Linked DNA regions of Mus musculus: regions 1 and 3 are each linked to region 2. A link is a loop called in an ENCODE intact Hi-C map of the cell type or tissue named here. Cell type or tissue: gastrocnemius. All regions are shown on one strand.

Region 1 (2,500 bases), 120 kb after region 2:
GTGTCTTTCACACCTCAATGTAAAAGGAACTTCCTTTTCTCCTTAGCCATCTGTCTTCTTTATTCCCCAAATACCTTTCAGAAGCCACTCACTGGCCAATATATTGTCTTTGCTTAAGTGTTTATAGAGCCCATACTTAGCAGGAGAAAGATACAGATTAGTTTGAGCAATTCAGAAAAGTTTCTTCATTCAGAAATAGACCTTCTCGCCATATACGGTGTTTGTACTGTAAATGCACAGTTCCAGAGCCTTCCTGATGGTTAACAAGCTCCATTCTTATTGTGAAGGGCCCTCGTCTCCGCCCTGAAGATGAAGAAGGCATATAATCTTTCATAGAGAAGCCATTTCCAACTCAGGATGGAGATAAGACCAGGGTCCAGCTGCCCACTTCCTGTCACCGGCCTTGCACACTGACCATGGTGGCTCCAGTCCCAATCCCTGCTGTTCATGTGTGCTCTGAAAAGACAGTCCCACAGCTCAGCTCTCTTTGTGACTGTGGAGATTAATAGGACACAAGCTGAGTGTCTTCTCGTTACACCATACCAATAGAGCCAGCTTGCTGATGCCCGATGGGGGAGCCCAGAGGTGAATCTCCCTACATGAGCTGTCAGTAGCGTACTTCAGACTTCTTGGGAATGTGGAGGACCCATCCAAGCAGATAATATTGAAGACCCAGGGTCCCTAGTGAGCGCCAGGCCAGCTGGTTGCAGCAACAGGATCTCCAAGGAGAGCATTTCAATAATCTGGCCTGGATTGCAGCCACAGGCTTGAAAGCCTGCTGGCTACAGGCTGCATCTGTCACCTAGCTCCAGCTGGGATCATGGCTGCCTCTTGGGTGGTATGAGGAGATGTAGTAGCGATCGTATAGAAGCTTCTCGATGCTTTTGTCCCAGTCAGTCAGTTATGGAAGAGATGCCAAGTGTGGAGCTAGGCCCACCTTCTTACCTTTGGTGGCTTTGTCGAAGGTTGGTGCTTGGAGCCCAGTTATATGACCTTGTGCCTGTCTGCCTGTAAAAAATGTGGAAAGAGGCACTAGGCAACTCTTCCTGAGTCATTTACCTAACACCACATTTTCCTCTCTGTGCCAGAGAATGTCCTGGGCTTCTCACCAAACATGGGGGGAGGTTTGCAGGCTATGCTCTAGTTACTGCCCAGCATACTGCCCTCTTGGAGTATACTCAGTAGTCTGTTTTTCCTATTCTAATCTAAAGAGGGAATGCATTCACTGTCAGTTACTCTCCTGTTACCATAGTGACTGTGCACACAGTCCACTACACTTAACTAAACCTGTCATTTGGGAAAGGGGATTCCTTTTAAATAGGGTGTACAAAAATTCAGAGGCAAGGGGCAATGCAAGGAGATGGTTCAGAGGATAAAGCCCTTTCTACATAAGCATGAGGACCTGAGTTCAGATCCCAGAACCCACATAAATATTAGATGGTATTGTGTTTCTTTCCCAGAGCTTAATATGGCGAGATGCAAGATGGAGACGTTTTAGTAACTTTTCTATTGCTGTGATAAAACATCATGGCCAAGGCAACTCATAAAAGAAGCTTAATTGGACTTACAGTTCTAGAGGATTAGAGCCAGTCCATGATGGTACAGTGAGGGCATGGTAGCAGAAGTGGCTAAGCGCTCACATCACACACTGAAGGTAGGACATAGCACAAAGGGACTCATGCCAGTCTTGAAGCCTCAAAGCCTGCTCCCAAAGGCACAGTTCCTTAAAGAAGCCATACCACCTAGTTTTCCTCAAACAGTTCCACCAACTGGGGACCAAAGAGTCAAATAGATGTGCCTATAGGACCATTCTCCCTCAAACCACAAGACAGGAGAATCCTCAGATGTGTGAGGACCAGATATCGTGGTGTACACAGCAGCGAATGAGAGACCCTGTCTCAAACAAGGTAAAAAGAGATGAATCATACCTGAGGTTGTCCTCTGACCTTCATACACATGGCACATGACTATATTCTCCTCATCCCTTCTATCTTTTACACACAAATGCAAGAGGATCTTTTTGTTGAACTATAGCCTCATTCTACATTTGGGGGTTCAACGGACTCAATAAATCAGCTGGCTCAGGTTGTTGCATCTGCTGAGCACACAGATGAGGAGTTCAAAATTGGGGTGGGGACTCTCTGTCCTCCATGATACTTTGACCTGTACAGTTTAAGGTGGGTGGTGGGGACAGAAGGGGAGGCACACATGAGATCCTGGTGTTGTTGCTCACCTTATGTTCATGAATTTATTTCCTGCTGAGAGTCAGATGTATCTGGCATGAATCCCACTTCTCTGCCAACTTCACTTTCATGTCTGGGTATCAACAGACCATGCAAAATATCCCCACGGTTCAGCTGGATAGGAACCAAGAAAATGTGCAGCCTCTGAGCTGACCTGGGACAGATCTTTTTGAGTCTAGGGCCCTGATCTTAACAGGCTCATGCCCATGTCTGCAGAAATGCCAAGGCCTATCAGATTCTGGGTACTATTTTTTTTT
Region 2 (2,500 bases):
GTAAGACTAGTGAGGTTTTTGTGGGGCACATGCTGCCTTGGCCTTTCATATTGCTTGTGTATTTGTGATGGGACGTGGCGTGTAGACTTCTTATATTGGTTGTGTTGCTGATGTGAGATTCTAGGCTGCCTCAGACTGGACCAGAGCAAAGATGTTTGACCCAGGCTAGGCCTGTGGGTCAGGATTAGGTGGTCTCACCATATTGTTGGTGCATAGATGTGCCACAAGGGCCAAGCCTAGAGGTTGGGACTATGCACAAACTCAGCACTTCTGTCTTGAGCTGTCTGGACTGCTTACTCTATTGAGGCTTTGGGTTGGGTCTGGGAAGATTTTCTGGCCCCATCTTGGATACCAGAGCCTCTGGTTTTCCTTAGTTCCAAGTTTGTTCACAGCCTGCCAAGACTAACCTCTAACCTGCTCCAGCAATTTCACATTTATTTAGAACCTGTCGATCTCCACTGATCTCTAGAGTGTGGGTCATATTCTGACACCTGGGTCAATATCACTCCATAATGACGACAGGTTAATGAAGGGAGGTTCAGACAAGCCTCTCTGGGTAGGAGTTTCTTTCGTAGCTGGGAAACATTGACACCTGGGATGAAGAGTTACAGAGGGCCCTGTGCGTTGGTTTTTCTTGTTACGCTGTAGGACAATATTCACAGGAAGAGACTTAAGGACATTTTACTTATTAAAGTCTGTAGTCTGGATTTCTCTAAGAAAAGAAAAAAAGGAGTATTTGATAATTTGAGACCATATTTCCACATGTCAGTGGAGGCTGGCCCCACTACGTGGGCAGTGTCTACTGCAGTTTGCCATGGTCCCGCTAGCACATCCTGCTGGGTTATTCTTTGAGGACAGAACCATTGGACCTTTCTTCTTCCAGTGCTCCTTCTCTCTTCCTCCCCCATCCACAGCCTCCTCATTTGCCCCCCCCCCCATCGAGCCTTTATTTCTTACTAAACCCTGGGCCAGGCACAGAGAAAGAGAGGAGGCCGATGAAAGAGGAGGGAGGATAGGGAGGGCTATTGAATAGCCATTTGGCACAAATGGAAAAGCAGGGTCTAACTCACTACATGAACTGGTCCAGCAAGAGTTTGGTAGCTTGTTCAGCCCCTCCCCACACCTCAGACTTGTTTCAGGAAGGAGTTGCCCTCCCCACCCTCTGTACTTCCAGGACCCAGGGAGGTCCATCCTTACCAGGTGAGGGTGCTGGGGCCTAGGGTTTCAGCAAGCCAGTTGGAGAGTGTCCATGTGTCGGGGACAGGACAGCTGGGCACAGCCTCCGTGTCCTGGCTGCACACCTGTTGGAAGTTATATTTGGAACAGTAAATCTTGGGGAATGAAGAGAGAGAAGCCAAAGGAAAAAAGTGGGGGTTCGGGGGAGGGGGGAGAAAGATGAAGCCCAGAACAGGATGTTAACACTGGAGTAGAAAAGCCACAGCCTCCTCTGGGAGGGCTCCATAAGGGTAAAGGGGGGATGATGGGGCTGTGGGCAGGGGTGGGGGAGGGGCAGCGAACCCATACTGCAAACTGCAGTCAGAAAAAAAACTGGCTGGGAACGTGACTGGGGAGTGGCAACTCTGTGCTAGCGCAAAGGCATCTCCTGAGAACCATATATATAAAATATAGCATATAGAATATAGAATATAATGTATATACATACATAGACACACAGATAATTATTTTCCCTGTGTGTGTTTCTGTGCGTGTGGCATGTGTGCAGGTGTGCATGCACGTGTGCATGCAGGCCAGAGGTCGATGGTAAGTCTCTTTCTCTAACTCTTTTCACCTTATTTCCTGGGACATGGTCTCTTACGAAACCCGGACTTAGGCTAAGCTGCTGGCCAGCAAGCTCCAGGGATCTCCCCACTTCCCAGCACGGGGCAGGCAGACACAGGCCTGCCTTTGTACCTGGATGTTTACGTGGGGCTAAGGATCTGAATGCAGCTCCCTATGCTTACACGGCAGGAACTTTGCCCAGGGAACAGTCCGCCCAGGCCCTAAAAAGAAACCTCTTCTAGAAGTGGGACCCATCCACTGAGAAGCAGGGTGGACGCTTTGTATTCTCACTCCCTTTCTGGGTTCCTCTAGCGGGGGCGGGGGGGACACCCTCAAATGTTACAAAGACTTCAGCCACATGCATTCCCATCCATTAGTCGCCTTAATAGAATATAAACATACACACGGGTTCTTTCTGCTACAAAAGAAATCTCCCGAAAAGTTAAAAGCAAGTCAGTAACTTTATCACACTACAAATGTCCATCCATTGTGTGGGCAAGGGAGGTATGAGCTATTTGCATTGAATACCAAATTTACAGCGACCTGGAGGCCCAACACTCAGGGATTAGAATGTGAGAATTATGCAAATCTGGATCACTGTAGGACTTCCACTTTAACCTTGCAACCTAAGATAAGCTACAAGCTGTAATGGTTAAGCTAATTTAAAGAGAAAGTTCTAGTGCAAATAGCAAGAACAGCAGCCAGGTCAGCAGAACAGGGT
Region 3 (2,500 bases), 230 kb after region 2:
CTAATGAGGAAGCCGAGCAGTTGACTATAGAGCAGCAGCTCTGATCTCTTGGCTGTGACTCCTTTGGGGGGGTTGAACAGTCCTTTCAGAGAGGTCTCCTAAGGCCATCAGAAACACAGATATTTGCATTACTATTCATAACAGTAGCAAAATTATAGTTATGAAGTGCCAGTGAAAATAATTTTATGGTTGGGGGTTGCCACAACATGAGGAACTGTATTAGGAGGGTTGAGAACCACTGCTATAGAGTGTGGAGTGGCCAGGGATGCTTTCTCTGGCATCAGGGCCAAGGTAGTGAGTACGTTAAGGTGCTGTCTTTGGATTTAAAGATACATTTTCAAGTAGTGGTTTCAGTAGCATTTTGAATTAAATAAGGAATCCCAAGATAGTATATTTTACTCAGAAATTTAGTAATATAATTTCAGAATCGTTTTATTGAAAAAATTGAGTCATTGTGTTAATTAACAGATCGCTTAAGAGTTAGGAGTTTTATCAGTGAGCCTTTCTCTGAACACAGAGTAAAGATATAAGTCTCGGTTTCTCTGTCACAGCGTGTTAGCTTGGAAGATGATTCTTCTCTCTACTTCATTTTCTCATCCTCTGGCTCTTTCTGTCCCTTCTTTTTCATCCCTTGTTCTCTTCACTTTTGGATTCAAAACTCTCTTGTACTTCTGAGGATTTTGAATGACCACTGAAGATAACCACATTTTAAAATTGTATTTGCTCTGTTCTCCTTAAACATGACTGGGTGTTCTGCATGTCTGGAGACTCTTATTTACAGTTAAAGGAGAGTGCAGTATTTTTAGAGCCAGTTCTATCCAGCCTGCGGTTGGCTAACCAGCTAAGTTTCAAATACGCTTACAATTACTTAGCTTTTCCTAAAATTCCTTTCTGATTGGCCTGATAACATTTCTAGAAAGTTGTATGTATCTGCCACCTGGTGGTGAAATGGTATAGCAAATGTTAACTTTTAGAACTGTAATACTATTTAAGCTCTACTTAAGCTCTCTGGATATGTAGCATTTTCTTACCCTCCTTTTTTTGGTTGAGAAGATATTACTTTAATACACTACTACAGGAACATTTTGACTAATTTGTTTTACGGTGACTTCTTAGATTATAGGTGACTTCTTAGATTATGAAATTTGTATATTCATCAGTTGCATAACTTCTGACTTCTTTGAAAGCATGTTTCTATTTAGTTTGGAGAGATGGGAGCTTTTAAGAGTATTGTTGATTGTAGTATTTCTAAAATGAATAGTCATCAACTCAAGAAAAAGTAAAGTTGATAGAACTAAAGCATTTTGTGGGGGGGCAATAATAACATATTTAAAAAACTTATCCTCACTGATCCTCAGGTTTATTAATACAGCTAAGCTGTGCTAGGATTAAAGACCGGAATAGTGACTAATAGAAACATTCTTGTTTTCTCAGTGTTTATAGTCTAATTAGAGAAACATTGTTACTACAGGGGTTACATATATATATATAAGAGAGAAGTCTCATCCAGGCTGTTAGCAGGGGAAGTTTCTCTAAGGAAATGGCATTTCAGCTTGGGTGTGACAGACATAGACTCAGTCTAATGTGGAAAGCAAGTTGGCAGTTGGGAGGAGTTAATAGGGAAGTTGGGGTTCTAGTGAGAGAGAGGGACTGTGGTATGAATTAAAACAATAAATTAATTCAGGACCATGCAGGGTGTATCACATGTGGATGTCAGAGAATCGACTGTCCTTCCACCAGGTGGGTCCTGGGGGTTGAACTCAGGTGAGCCATATCACCAGCCTCAGTCACTAGTCAAAGGAATCTTAGGTGTGCAGCACATACATAACATGAGTCATTTTGTTTGTTTTAACTTGTGGTACTTATCTTATCCTGTAAGTCATTAGATGTATGACCATAGAAAAGTTAGTAATTTTTATTTCGTGACCTATAAAAATGAGGAAAATAAAATTATAGGGTTATTAAGAGGATTAAGAGGTAATTTTCGTAATGTCTTTTTTATTATGTTCTTTTCCTTCTGCCCAACATGGTGTTTTAAGGATATGGCCATATTGCTACGAATACATCTAGTAAGTTTCCTCTAATTACTGCTCAGTGCTTCATAGTGTGAGCCTTCTTACCTAGGGTATGAATACCTAGGTTCGTTCTAACTCCCACTACCTCAAATACACTGGCAGTGGGAATTCTTCGTCATGGATCCTTTGCAAATCCTGGAATGGTATTTTTTTCCATTAATTAATTTATGTATTCACTCGACATCTCGATTGCAGCCTTCTCCCCCTCCTCCCAGTTTTCCCCTTACATAGCTTCCCCCCCCCCCCCCGGGGATTGGGGGTGGGAGGTCCTGCCTCTTTCCCACTCCCATACTAACCTACCCAGGCACTTCAAATCACTGCTGGACTAAATATATCTTCTCCCACTGAGGCAAGACAAGACAGCTCACATGTGGAGCAAGATCCACATGAAGGCAACAAAATCAGGGTAAGCCCCCGTTCTGGTT

What was found. Peaks named below come from ENCODE experiments on the same cell type or tissue, not always from the same donor. Only the 100,000 strongest peaks of a DNase experiment are listed, where the experiment ranks them.
Region 1: a loop joins it to region 2, with 2.0 times the contacts of the local background. A loop is called at or near these places in 2 of 42 quality-filtered maps.
Region 3: a loop joins it to region 2, with 5 times the contacts of the local background. A loop is called at or near these places in 7 of 42 quality-filtered maps.

What each region holds. Positions count from the first base shown.
Region 1 is chr9:59,128,074-59,130,573 of GRCm38, reverse strand. No RefSeq gene overlaps it. Among named protein-coding and RNA genes, the nearest start is that of Neo1, 93 kb to the right of the region's middle. In gastrocnemius, no CTCF peak of the experiment used is centred here; DNase peaks (open chromatin) are centred at 463, 736, 1,079 and 2,318; H3K27ac peaks cover 1,652 bases.
Region 2 is chr9:59,245,587-59,248,086 of GRCm38, reverse strand. No RefSeq gene overlaps it. Among named protein-coding and RNA genes, the nearest start is that of Gm33053, 12 kb to the right of the region's middle. In gastrocnemius, a CTCF peak has its summit at 1,190; no DNase peak of the experiment used is centred here; H3K4me3 peaks cover 272 bases; H3K27ac peaks cover 1,342 bases.
Region 3 is chr9:59,011,967-59,014,466 of GRCm38, reverse strand. All of the region lies in intron 1 of Neo1 (neogenin), which reads left to right. Among named protein-coding and RNA genes, the nearest start is that of Neo1, 23 kb to the left of the region's middle. In gastrocnemius, a CTCF peak has its summit at 945 (motif pointing left); no DNase peak of the experiment used is centred here; H3K27ac peaks cover 427 bases.